Linked DNA regions of Homo sapiens: region 2 is linked to region 1. A link is a contact called in ENCODE Hi-C or POLR2A ChIA-PET data. All regions are on one chromosome and are shown on one strand. The core of a region is the stretch at or near the end of the contact, and the rest is flanking DNA. Distances in the headings are between cores, read along the strand shown.

What was found. A loop is a pair of places that touch in the nucleus more often than their neighbours do. ChIA-PET counts read pairs that join two places held with the same protein, here RNA polymerase II (POLR2A). Pooled maps may share reads with other maps.
Region 2: a map of PC-9 shows a loop between it and region 1 (16-fold over the local background). The contact joins the promoter of RNF227 here to the enhancer-like site in region 1. A Hi-C loop is called at or near these places in 12 of 168 maps with a recorded cell type or tissue (CD4-positive, alpha-beta T cell, CD4-positive, alpha-beta memory T cell, CD8-positive, alpha-beta T cell and 8 more), 6 of 37 single-sample maps with no recorded cell type and 16 of 50 pooled maps. POLR2A ChIA-PET finds 5 or more read pairs at or near these places in 1 of 52 experiments (AG04450).

What each region holds. Positions count from the first base shown.
Region 1 is chr17:7,742,473-7,748,361 of GRCh38, forward strand. DNAH2 (dynein axonemal heavy chain 2) reads left to right here. Exons shown (of 86, transcript NM_020877.5): 12 at 456-670. Among named protein-coding and RNA genes, the nearest start is that of DNAH2, 28 kb to the left of the region's middle. Within about 2 kb of position 3,504, at least 4 of the 41 ENCODE cell types and tissues checked have a DNase peak (open chromatin) inside an H3K27ac peak, as active enhancers do; they include HCT116, PC-9 and mammary epithelial cell, where a contact is called at or near this core.
Region 2 is chr17:7,913,848-7,919,736 of GRCh38, forward strand. RNF227 (ring finger protein 227) reads right to left here and starts at 2,442. Exons shown (of 2, transcript NM_001358699.2): 1 at 1,832-2,442; 2 at 1-1,730. The coding sequence starts at 2,348. The coding sequence ends at 1,675. RefSeq lists an enhancer at 1,160-2,093 and a silencer at 2,072-2,381.

The sequences.
Region 1 (5,889 bases), core at 2,254-4,753:
ATAAAGGTTGAAAGCTGTTGAGGTAGTGACCTGCCATCATGCAGCTGGTGCTGGTAGAGAGTTAGGCAGCCTGCAGATAGCTGGAGGCTGGTTTGGGCCTGGTGGACTACGCCCAGGCTAGGAAGGGCTGATACTGGTTTTCAACCTTGTGCCTCATATCCTGCTCCTTCTGTGACTGACCTTTTTCTCCCAGCTTTTTTTCCTAAACAAATTCTCTGTGCTTCTCTTTCCTCATTTTGACTCCTTTTCTCATTGCGCCTTGGTCTCTTCCTATCACCTTCCTTTTTGACTCTACCTTCCTTCTAAGTTATCAAAACTCAATCCATCTCCATAGCAAGCCTTATGCATATTGTTGGGGTATGTGCGCATGCGCGCATGTGTAGGTCTCAGGGAGATGGTGGCCCCTGGAGGAAGGTGGCAGGCCGACTCCACCCACCTGTTCTTCTTCCCCTCAGTGCCTTGCTGGTGCTCATTTCCTGCCCCGTATTGGGACTGGAAAGGAGAGTGTGCACACCTATCAGCAGATGGTCCAGGCCATTGATGAGCTGGTTCGAAAAACCTTCCAAGAGTGGACATCAAGTCTGGACAAGGATTGCATTCGGCGGTTGGATACCCCATTGCTGCGAATCAGCCAGGAGAAGGCGGGCATGCTGGATGTCAACTTTGACAAGTACAGGAGCCACCTGGCCCCTTTTCCCTATACTCCCCTTCTGCAGCTCTCCCAAGAATTTCACTCCCATCTTTTGACTCCTCTCTTCATTATTCTCTCTCTTTCTCATACAATATGTTTGCTATCGTCATTTTACTTTTTTTTTTCTTCTTTTATTTTTGTCTCTCCCCACCTCCCACCCTGCTATCAACATTTTAATTTTACAACTTATCTTAAAACACAACAAAACAAAACAATGATCGGCCAGGCACGGTGGCTCACACCTGTAATCCCAGCACTTTGGGAGGCTGAGGTGGGCGCATCGCTTGAGCCCAGGAGTTTGAGAACAGCCTGGGCAACATGGCAAAACCCAGTCTCTGCAAAAAATACAAAGATTAGCTGGGCGTGGTGGCACAAGCCTGTAGTCTCAGCTACTTGGGAGGGTGAGGTGGGAGGATCGCCTGAGCCCGGGAGGCAGAGGCTGCAGTGAGCTGAGATCACACCACTACACTCCAGCCTGGGCGACAGAGTGACCCTGCCTCAAAAACAAAAATCAAAAACCACTCCACTATCTGACTAAACCAGTGATGTCGCTGTTCTGCCACTAGATGGCCATAATGGCTCAGCTAAGTCACCCAAACCCTGTCCCTTTCCTGACTGTTGGTGGGGCTGTCAGACCATGCCTTCTTCTACAGCTTCATTGTTATGAAACTGTCATACTATAATTATTTAAAATGTAATTAATCAATTAACTAATTTATTAAAAATATATAGTGAGCACCTTCCATGTGTCAGGAACTGAAATAGGAACAGGCAGGGAATGTACACAACGGCCAAGTCCCTGCCCTCAGGGAGGTTAGGCTGCTGCTTTCTAAGTCAACAGCTCTACTCTTGGAGTGGGGCTTCCTGTCCACATAAGATGCTTTGAGGCTGTGGCTACTAGTGTTGGATTCCACTCATAAAATGTCCATGCTTGAGCCTGGCCAGCATGGCGAAACCCTGTCTCTACTAAAAATACAAAAATTAGCTGGGCATTGTGGCAGGTGCCTATAATCCTAGCTACTTGGGAGGCTGAGGCAGGAAAATCGCTTGAACCCGGGAGGCGGAGGTTGCAGTGAGCCGAGATCACGCCATTGCACTCCAGCCTGGGCGACAGAGTGAGTCTCCGTCTCAAAAAAAAAAAAAAAAAAAAAAAAATGCTTGTGGGGCCAAATGTAGGAGGGGCTTTGCCAGAGAAGTGCTGTGTGGAGACGGAGTCCCAGGGACAGATGAGACTGTGAGTGTTTGTCCTGGGCAGCAAAAGGTGGCCCAACCAGGGGAAGAGGGCACATTCTGGCTGAGAAAGGAAGCAAAAGAACCAGGATGGAGAAGCAGAGCGGAGTGTCAGGTGAGAGGGGTGAGGCAGAGGCATCAGTGAGGAGGACAGGGATGTTGGGAGCTGCAGGGATGAGGAAGCCGTTGAGGAGCAGAGTGTGCACATGGCTAGGTCGAGAGGTTTGAGAAAAGGCTTCGAGTAGTGAGAGTTGTTGGAGATTGGCTTTGCTGAGCTTCCTGGTTTTGTGAGTTATGGCCAAGCACAGCCACGTAAACATTGCCTCATAAATCAACGATAAGATTCTGAAGACTGAGAAACTAGGCCAGAGTTAGCCTAGTTACGCCATTTGCAAGCGCATAATGGGGTTGAACCTGCAAGACACATTCTCCCATCGAGCTGGGTACCCCCAAAGTTATTGTGTCAGGGGAGCCGCACAGATGCCCTTGGTGTTTATGGATATGAGGGCACACAGTTCACCAGCTGTCCTTTTTCTGTGAAATAAGGGATTGTATTCAAATAACAGGATTTCCTTAAACACTAATGATCAATCTTTACATTTCTTTTTTTTTTTTTCTTGAGACAGAGTCTCACTCTGTCGCCCAGGTTGGAGTGCAGTGGCGCAATCTTGGCTCACTGCAACCTCCGCCTCCTGAGTTCAAGCAATTCTCCTGCCTCAGCCTCCCGAGTATCTGGGATTACAGGCGCCCGCCACCACGCCCGGCTAATTTTTGTGTTTTTATTAGAGATGGTGTTTTGCCATGTTGGCCAAGCTGGTCTTAAAATCCTGACCTCAGGTGATCTGGCCACCTCGGCCTCCCAAAGTGCTGGGATTACAGGCATGAGCCACTGTGTCTGGCCAAGTATTTACATTTCAAATATGAGAGAAAACAAAAGTTGAGACAAGAGGTAAAGAAATGCTGTGTGTGTGTAGGAGGTAGGAGAGGATCAGGAAAACTAACTAATAGGTACTAGGCTTAATACCTGGGTGACAAAATCATCTGTACAACACTCTCATGACACAATTTTACCTATATAACAAACCTGCACATGTACCCCTGAACTTGAAATAAAAGTTAAATTTAAAAAAAATGCCATATGTGGCTGGCGCAGTGGCTCATGCCTAGAATCCCAACACTTTGGAAGGCCAAGGCGGGAGGATCGCTTGAGCCCAGGAGTCCAAGATCAGTGGGGGCATAAACAAAAATTAGCCGGGCATAGTGGTGCATGCCTGTAGTCCCAGCTACTCAGGAGGCTGAGGTGGAAGGATTGCTTGAGCCCAGGATATTGAGGCTGCAATGAGCTGTGATCGTGCCACTGCACTCTAGCCTGGGCGACAAAGCCAGACCCTGTCTCAAACAAAAAAAAAAAAAAAAAGAAAAGAAAAAAGAAATGCCATATGTGAGCACTGGTTGGTGGCTACCTCCTTCTACTCGCCAGGGGTCAGCCAGCGAGAGTAGATACAGCATCAACTTCAGTGCTAAACAGTCTCAAGTTCAAACCCTGGAGCATTTTGCCACGTGACCTCAGGCGGGCCATTGAATTTCTCTGAGCCTGAGTTTCCTCATCTACTTAAAAAACCCTTTCCTGGCATTATCGGGCAGCTGATGACTCACGCAAAGGTCCTCACAAAGAATGAACAACCAAGAAGCATTCTTGCCCCCTTCAAAACAATTGCCTCATAAAACTTGATGAAGATAGTATTTTCAAAACAAATGTAGCAGAGTGATGTAACAGTTTTAGTTTTTAAAACATTTTAACCTTTACAAAGGGCTAATATAGGCATACAGTGTAAAATTCAAAAGTCATTCTACAAAAGGATAGAGAATGAAAAGCCTGCTCCTCTGCTGTCCCCTAGGGGACCCAGTTTCACTCTGAAGACAGTCAGTGTTTCAGATTCTTGTATAATATTCCAGGAATAGACATATATGTCTACTTAAGTATCCTTTTTTGCATAAATAGTAGTGTACTATACATATTGTTCTATATATTCCAAGTGCTTTCAAAATGATTAATTTTTCCATTATAAAATTATTGATCATTTTAGAACATTTGCAAAATGCAGAAAAGTAGAATGAAGAAAAAAATACTCCTAAGAATAACCACTTTTAATGATTTGGTATATTTTTATCACTTCCTCCCCACCCTCCATTTCATTTGGTTGTTTTCCTTTAATCTTTTAAATCTTTACTGGGTATTTTAAAATGACAAAAACACTACATGCTCACTGTTAAGAAAAACAAAAGATTAATGCAGAAGTATGTAAAGAAATGGCTGGCATGGTGGCTCATGCCTGTAATCCTAGCACTTTGGGAGGCCAAGGTGGGCAGATCACCTGAGGTCAGGAGTTCAAGACCAGCCTGGCCAACATGGTGAAACCCCGTCTCTACTAAAAATACAAAAATTAGCCAGGCATGGTGGCGTGCGCCTGTAATCCCAGCTACTTGGGAGGCTGAGGCAGGAGAATCACTTGAACTCGGGAGGCGGAGGTTGCAGTGAGCCGAGAATGCGCCATTGCACTCCAGCCTGGGCAACAAGAGTGAAACTTTATCTCAAAATTAAAAAAAAAAAAAAAAAGAAGCTTGTAAGGGAAAAAGTGAAAATTCAGCACATATCCCCAATCCCTAGAGGTAACCATGATTATCATGTAATCAAAAATATATCCTGCATATATGAAATAGAATCACATCATGAATGGCATTTTTGCAACTTGCCTTTTTTTTTGAATGTGGAGACAGGGTCTTGCTATGTTGCCCAGACTGGTCTGGAACTTCTGGCCTCAAGTGATCCTCCCACCTTGGCCTCCCAAAGTGCTGGGAGCCACTGCACCCCGTCACACCTTGCTTTTTTTTTAAGGTTAACAATCTGTGTGGGGGATCTTTCATTCTGTATGTATAGAATTACTTAATTCTTTTTCCTGGCTTGCAGTATGAAATCATAGTATGGCTGTACTGTAATTTAATGAACCAGTCTACTATTGATGGACTTATAAATTGTACAGTTTCTGTAAGGTTCTTGACTATTCCGTGCTGGTGGATTTCAACTGTGATTCCCGCACTTTGTTCCCTTCCCTCTGCAGCACTGTGTTTACTGAAATTTGAACACAGTGTCCCTCTAGTTAGGATAAACCAGGAGACAACTTCTCTGTCTGCTATTATCATCTCTTGTCTGGAATACCTTCTGCATAATCTTGATAGTAGAGCTTATCAAGGCAACTTTGGGCCAAATATTTATGGCTTGGGTTTATCTGAAATCCAAATAATGGCGAAACACGTCTTCCAGATAGAAGAGGTGCCTGTTTCTGTCCTTTGGGGATTGTTTTCCAGAGAGATGTTATAGGATACTTTACATTTTTGTGGTTTTAAGATAAAACTGCCTCAATCCAGTAAATAATGGAAGGGAAAGAACACGATCACAGTGAAGGATTTTGAAAGTCTGGGCTCATCACCAGTAAAGAAATCCAAGTCAGTTACAGCTTCCAAAACTTATTAACACTTCAAGGAAGTGAAGATAACTTTATCAGATTTGCTCTTTGTGTTCAAGCTCCAGTTAAGATCTTGAAATAAGCAGACTGTCCAAATGTTCTGATGTTCCTCGGAATTACCTGGCTCTCTTAGTCCTGGAGCCTTCCAGTCCCTAATAGCACTGATTTAATCCCACAAGGGGTTTTGGTATCCCACCTATATCCCAAATATTTGAACTCTGAAGTCCAAATTGGCTTTTATCACGTTTTACGGACAGAACAGCTTCACAGATTGCACTTAACACAAACATATTCCAGATGTCATCCACACCCTGGCTGAAGGAGCTGTATTATCACCCTGTGTGGAGCAGAGTAGAATTTCCTGAGAGGAGGAGACGAGATACTGAGGTCTGTTTTTTGTTCCCAGAGCTTCTCTCTCTTTTTTCCCCGGTCACAGAGTGCCTT
Region 2 (5,889 bases), core at 1,192-3,691, 170 kb after region 1:
TTGGGAGGCCGAGGCAGGCGGATCATGAGGTCAGGAGATCGAGACCATCCTGGCTAACACGGTGAAACCCCATCTCTACTAAAAATACAAAAAAATTAGCCAGGCGTGGTGGTGGGTGCCTGTAGCCCCAGCTACTTGGGAGGCTGAGGCAGGAGAATGGCGTGAACCCAGGAGGCAGAGCTTGCAGTGAGCCGAGATCACGCCACTGCACTCCAGTCTGGGCAACAGAGCAAGACTCCATCTCAAAAAAAAAAAAAAAGAACTTTGGATAAAATAATCTATCAGTCATACCTATTATGCTTTAAATATTCTACCTACAGATGGTGATATCCTAAAGAGTGTAGGATCTAGACCAATGGTACTTAAATTTTCACATGCACACACATCACCTGGGATTGTTAAAATGCCAGAGTCTGGCCCGGCGCGGTGGCTCACTCCTATAATCCCAGCACTTTGGGAGGCCAAGGTGGGCGCCATCACCTGAGGTCAGGAGTTTTGAGACCAGCCTGACAAACATGGCGAAACCCCATCTCTACTAAAAATACAAAAATTAGCCAGGTGTGGTGGCAGGCGCCTGTAATCCCAGCTACTCCGGAGGATGAGGCAGGAGAATCGCTTGAACCTGGGAGGCGGAGGCTGCAGTGAGCCGAGATCACGCCACTGCACTCCAGCCTGGGCGACACAGTGAGACTCTGGCTCAAAACAAAAACAAAAAAACAAAAAACCCTGCCAGAGTCTGATTCAGGAAGTCTGGAGTGGGATCCTAGAGTGAGACTGTGCACTTCCGTTGACAGTACACCAACACTGCTGGTCCTTGACTATGACTTTATGGTCATAAGATACAGGATTCTAAAATAGAATACATGGCATATATACAACAGGTGATGTCCCATTATGGGACACAAATTTTAAAGACACTTAAAATTGTATAAGTATCTTTTCAGTAGCGCTAGTGTGTTCCCGTGACTGTAAAGATAACACAGATAATAGCAAAAGTTTGAAATATGATGCCTTTCAAATGGCTCTCCCTTCCTACTTTGATAGGCTCTAATTAGGTGCCTCACATAAATGCCCTTTGGAATTTCTGATACCTGCCCTAGCAGGTTGAAGGGAGATTCTGAAATGAAGCAAGGCTCCTAATCATAGTCACAGGCAGGGAGCCATCTCAATTTCTGGAACACAGAACTGGGAGTGGGGAGACAGCAGGCATACCAGCACCCTTACATGCCAGAGAAGTGAGATTAACATGACGCGAAAATTAGCCTCTTCTCTCCCGTTCCATCTTAAAAAAAAAAAAAATTCAAACCATTGACAAAGAATTGCTAAAATGGGACCTGTTGCTCCCACACACCAGAGCCACCCTGGACAAAAGCCAACGTCCCAGCTAAGAAAACAGTCTGTCTTCTTCCCACGGTAACGTAGGCTTTGTTTATATCATCCCTTGGCCACTCCATCCTGAAAATGTAAGACTGGCACAGTCAGTAGATGGGGGCGAGTTCGTCTAGGAGCCTCCCCAACTCAGCATCAACACCTCCCAGGGCGTTCCCTCCTGCCTTCGGCTCATCTCTCTCATCACATGCCAATCCTGGGATCTGAGAGAGAGTAGTCTTGACATCAGCCCCCGCGAGGCTGCAGCTCCCACCTTCCTTCGGCTGTAGCTTCCGAGTTCCTCGGTTACAACGTGCAACGGGTCAGGTGGCCAATGTCCTTGATCTCCGCACAGTAGAGCACTGGGGGAAAGAAGAAGGGTTAGTGGCAGCAGGAGCATGCCAACGAACCTCGGTATTCCTCGGCGCTCTCTCCCCTGCATCCTCCCCGGGCAGCCCCTCACCGTTGCTAGGCAGCGGACGCCGCCAGCGCCGCGCAGGCCCCAGGACCCTGTCCCAGAGCCGCCGGAGCGCGCGCCACCCAGCACTCCTAGGCCCCGCCCCCTTCTCGCTCTCCCCTTCTTCCTCCGCCTCTCCGTCAGCGTCGCTGCTTTCCTTGGCCGGGTTCCCAGCCTCATCTCGTTCGCACTTGGCCCGCGCTTTTTCCTCCAATCGCGACCACAAGTCCGAGTCAAGAGCCATCTCCGTGAGGCCGCCGCGAGGGAGCTGCGAGGGCGCGCGGCAGAAGGGGCACGTGACCACGCGGCGCAGGCGCACCACGCGCGCGGCCGCCCCGCCGCCGTCCCCGCGCGCCGCCAGCTCGCGGAGGCAGGCGGTGCAGATCGTGTGGCCGCAGCGGGCGCGCGCCGTTCCGGGCAGGCGGCGGGGCGCGCGGCACCCGAGGTTGAAAGGACGGTAGCAGATGTTGCAGTCCAGCTCGCCCCGCTCCGGAAGAGAGGGTACCCTCACCAAGAGCTGCATCGTGCCCGCCGCGGACTCGAGGACGTCGCTAACGCGGCCAGCTCCGTGAACAGAACGAGCACACTCTCCTGGGGCCGGGTCGGGTCCTGGGGCCGGCGCCGCGGCCTCTTTCCCCTTTAAATAGGGGAATAAGTGAGGCCCCACCCTTCGGAGCGTCACGCCTTGATCGGGCCGCTCCCTGTGGCGGCACGTGTGGGGGCGGTGGAGGCTTGAGGCCGGGAATGACAGCAATGATGGAGTCGGGGAGGCGGCCCAGGCCATGCCAGGACCGGAGCCCTGGGGGCCAAAGCACCCATTCCTCCCTACTCCCGGGGGAGCGGGGTGGGGCTTTCCTTCTTCCCCCAACGCAACGCCAGCGCTCCTTAATTCTACCATGTACAAAGCCCCGGGTCTCTCTCTGCGCCTGAGCCCTCAGTCACTGGCACAAGTCTCTAAAGCCCCCTCCGCCTATTCAGTTGCTCGCAGTTAGTTTCACAATCCCACCCAGTTTCCAAACACGGCCCGTTCTGCCCAACCTTTAGTGGTCCCTGGGCCTTTGAATCGATTTTGCCCTCAATTCTCATTATAGATGACCTCTCTGTGTTGTTTGTAAGGCTGGCTTCCTAAACTTCATTCTCCCCAAACTGCTTAACTCTCAGCTGGTATCTCAGCCTAAGGAGGGACCTAGATGCCAGGACCATGGCTTTAGGAATGCTGGGAATCCTTTCCTTCCGGAGGCCTGGACACCCACACATCGTGATGGCCCCAGCAAAGCTCCCCAGCATAAGTTCTGACTCAGGGGTCTGACTTCTCCCACTGGTAAACAGGACATGGTACTCACAACCCACATTCCCCTCATGGTGCCACACCCACACACAGCTGCCTCCTCACCCTCCTCTCCTGGACCTGCAGCCCAGGTTCTGTTATGGAGGGTGATAACACAGTCTAGAGCCAGCTGGCTTGAGTTCAGATCCTAGCTTCCACCTCTTACTAGTTGTGACACTTTGAGCAAGTTACTTAATTTCTCTGGGCCTTGGTTTCCTAGTTTTAAAAATGTGGATAATAATAATGAGGACTGAATGAACTTATATGTGTAAGGTGCTTCAAATGGTGTCCAGTACACAGTAAAACACCAGGTAAGTACTATATTAGCTACTATTGTTATCCTGTGCCCCCAGCCTATACTGAATTCACATTAACTTCTGAGTACCCAACATTTTCTTTTTTTTCTTTTTTTTTTTTTTTTGAGACGGAGTCTTGCTGGGTTGCCCAGGCTGGAGTGCAGTGGCACCATCTCGGCTCACTGCAAGCTCCGCCTCCCGGGTTCATGCCATTCTCCTGCCTCAGCCTCCCGAGTAGCTGGGACTACAGGCGCCCACCACCACGCCCAGCTAATTTTTTGTATTTTTAGTAGAGACGGGGTTTCAATGTGTTAGCCAGGATGGTCTCGATCTCCTGACCTGGTGATCCGCCCGCCTCGGCCTCTCAAAGTGCTGGGATTACAGGCGTGAGCCACCGCGCCCGGCCAGTACCCAACATTTTCAACACCCATCCATCTTGACCAATATGTGCATGATGAGCTTCTCCACACCCATGGCATTTACCAGCTATCACAGGCAATGCAAAGCTGGTTTTTAAACCTAAATTGTTAAAACCTAGAGGGTAATCTCTTTTGAGGAGGTATACCATCATTTTTAAGCAAACATTTCAGAACTTTTGAATGGTATTGTCTGTGATCATGGGAGAAGCTGTCTACTTATTACAGTGATGCTGTCACAATTCAAAACTTTTTGGTCTTAAAAAAGGACTGGTAGGGCCAGGCATGGTGGCTCTTGCCTGTAATCCCAGCATTTTGGGAGGCCGAGGTGGGTGGATCACTTGAGGTCAGGAGTTCAAGACCAGCCTGGCCAAATGGTGAAACCCCATCTCTACTAAAAATACAAAAATTAGCCGGGGGTGGTGGCTCACACCTGTAGTCCCAGCTATTTGGGAGGCTGAGGCACGAGAATTGCTTGAACCTGGGAGGTGGAGGTTGCAGTGAGCCGAGATCACGCCACTGCACTCCAGACTGAGCAACAGAATGAGACTCGGTCTCAAAAAAAAAAAAAAAAGGGGGAACTGGTAGGTATCTATTGTTAATAAATACATGATGGGCCGAGTGTGGTGGCTTACGCCTGTAATCCCAGCACTTTGGGAGGCAGAGACGGGCAGATTGCCTAAGCTTAGGAGTTCACGACCAGCCTGGGCAACACAGGGAAACCCTGTCTCTACTAAAATACAAAAAATTAGCTGGGCGTGGCGGCGTGCACCTGTAGTCCCAGCTACTCAGGAGGCTGAGGTGGGAGAATTGCTTGAACCCAGGAGACAGAGATTGCAGTGAGCTGAGATCGTGCCAGTGTACTGCAGCCTGGGCGACAGGGTGAGACTCTATCTCAAAAAAAAAAAAAAAAGCTTTTAATGTGGTGGTAGATTAATGGTGGCCCCAAATTCCTTTGCAATGTGACTTTGCTGCATCTCACATCAAGAATTGGGGTCTCTTTCTCTATCCCTTGAATCTGGGCTGGTCTTGTAACTAGTTTTGACCAATAGATGTGGCAGAAGTGATGTGTGAGTTCTGGAACCTAGTCCTTCAGAGGCCTTGTAGCTTCTGCTTTTGTCCCCTTGGAACACTCCCTGAGACCACCATGTGAGGATGAGGCCACACGGAGGAGCGCCAGCCAACAACCAGACATGCTGGTGAGGCCATTTTGCATTTTCCTGCTTGGCTCACCTGCCATTTGAGTGCAGCCACGTGAGTGAGCCTAGGTGAAAACAGCAAAGGAACTCCCAGCAAGCCCATAGAATCGTGAAAAAGAACAGTTTTTAAAAGTTATTTCTACTGAGTGTGGTGGCTCACACCTGTAATCCTAGCACTATGGGAGGCCAAGATGGAAGGATAACTTGAGCTCGGGAATTTGAGATCAGCCTGGGAATCGTGGTGAGACCCCATCATTACAAAAAAAAAGAAAAAAGCCAGGCTCAGTGGTGCACATCGTCCCAGCTACTCAGTAGGCTGAGGTGGGAGGATCACTTGAGCCTCAGGACTTCGAAGCTGCACTGAGCCGTGATCATGTCAGTGCACTCCAGCCTGGGTGACAGAGCGAGACCCCCGCCTCTTAAAAATAAATAAAAAGTGGCTGGGCGCGGTGGCTCACGCCTGTAATCCCAGCACTTTGGGAGGCTGAGGCAGGCAGATCACAAGATCAGGAGATCAAGACCCTCCTGGACAACAAGGTGAAATCCCGTCTCTACTAAAAAAACAAAAATTAGCTGGGCGTGGTGGCACGTATCTGTAATCCCAGCTACTGGGGAGGCTGAGGCAGGAGAATCGCTTGAACTAGGGAGTCGGAGGTTGCAGTGAGCCAAGATCGCCACTGCACTCCAGTCTGGCGACAGAGCGAGACTCCATCTCTAAATAAATAAATAAATAAATAAATAAATAAATAGTGGCTGGGTGTGGTGGCTCACGCCTGTAATCCCAGCACTTTGGGAGGCCGAGGCAGGTGGATCACCAGGAGTTCAA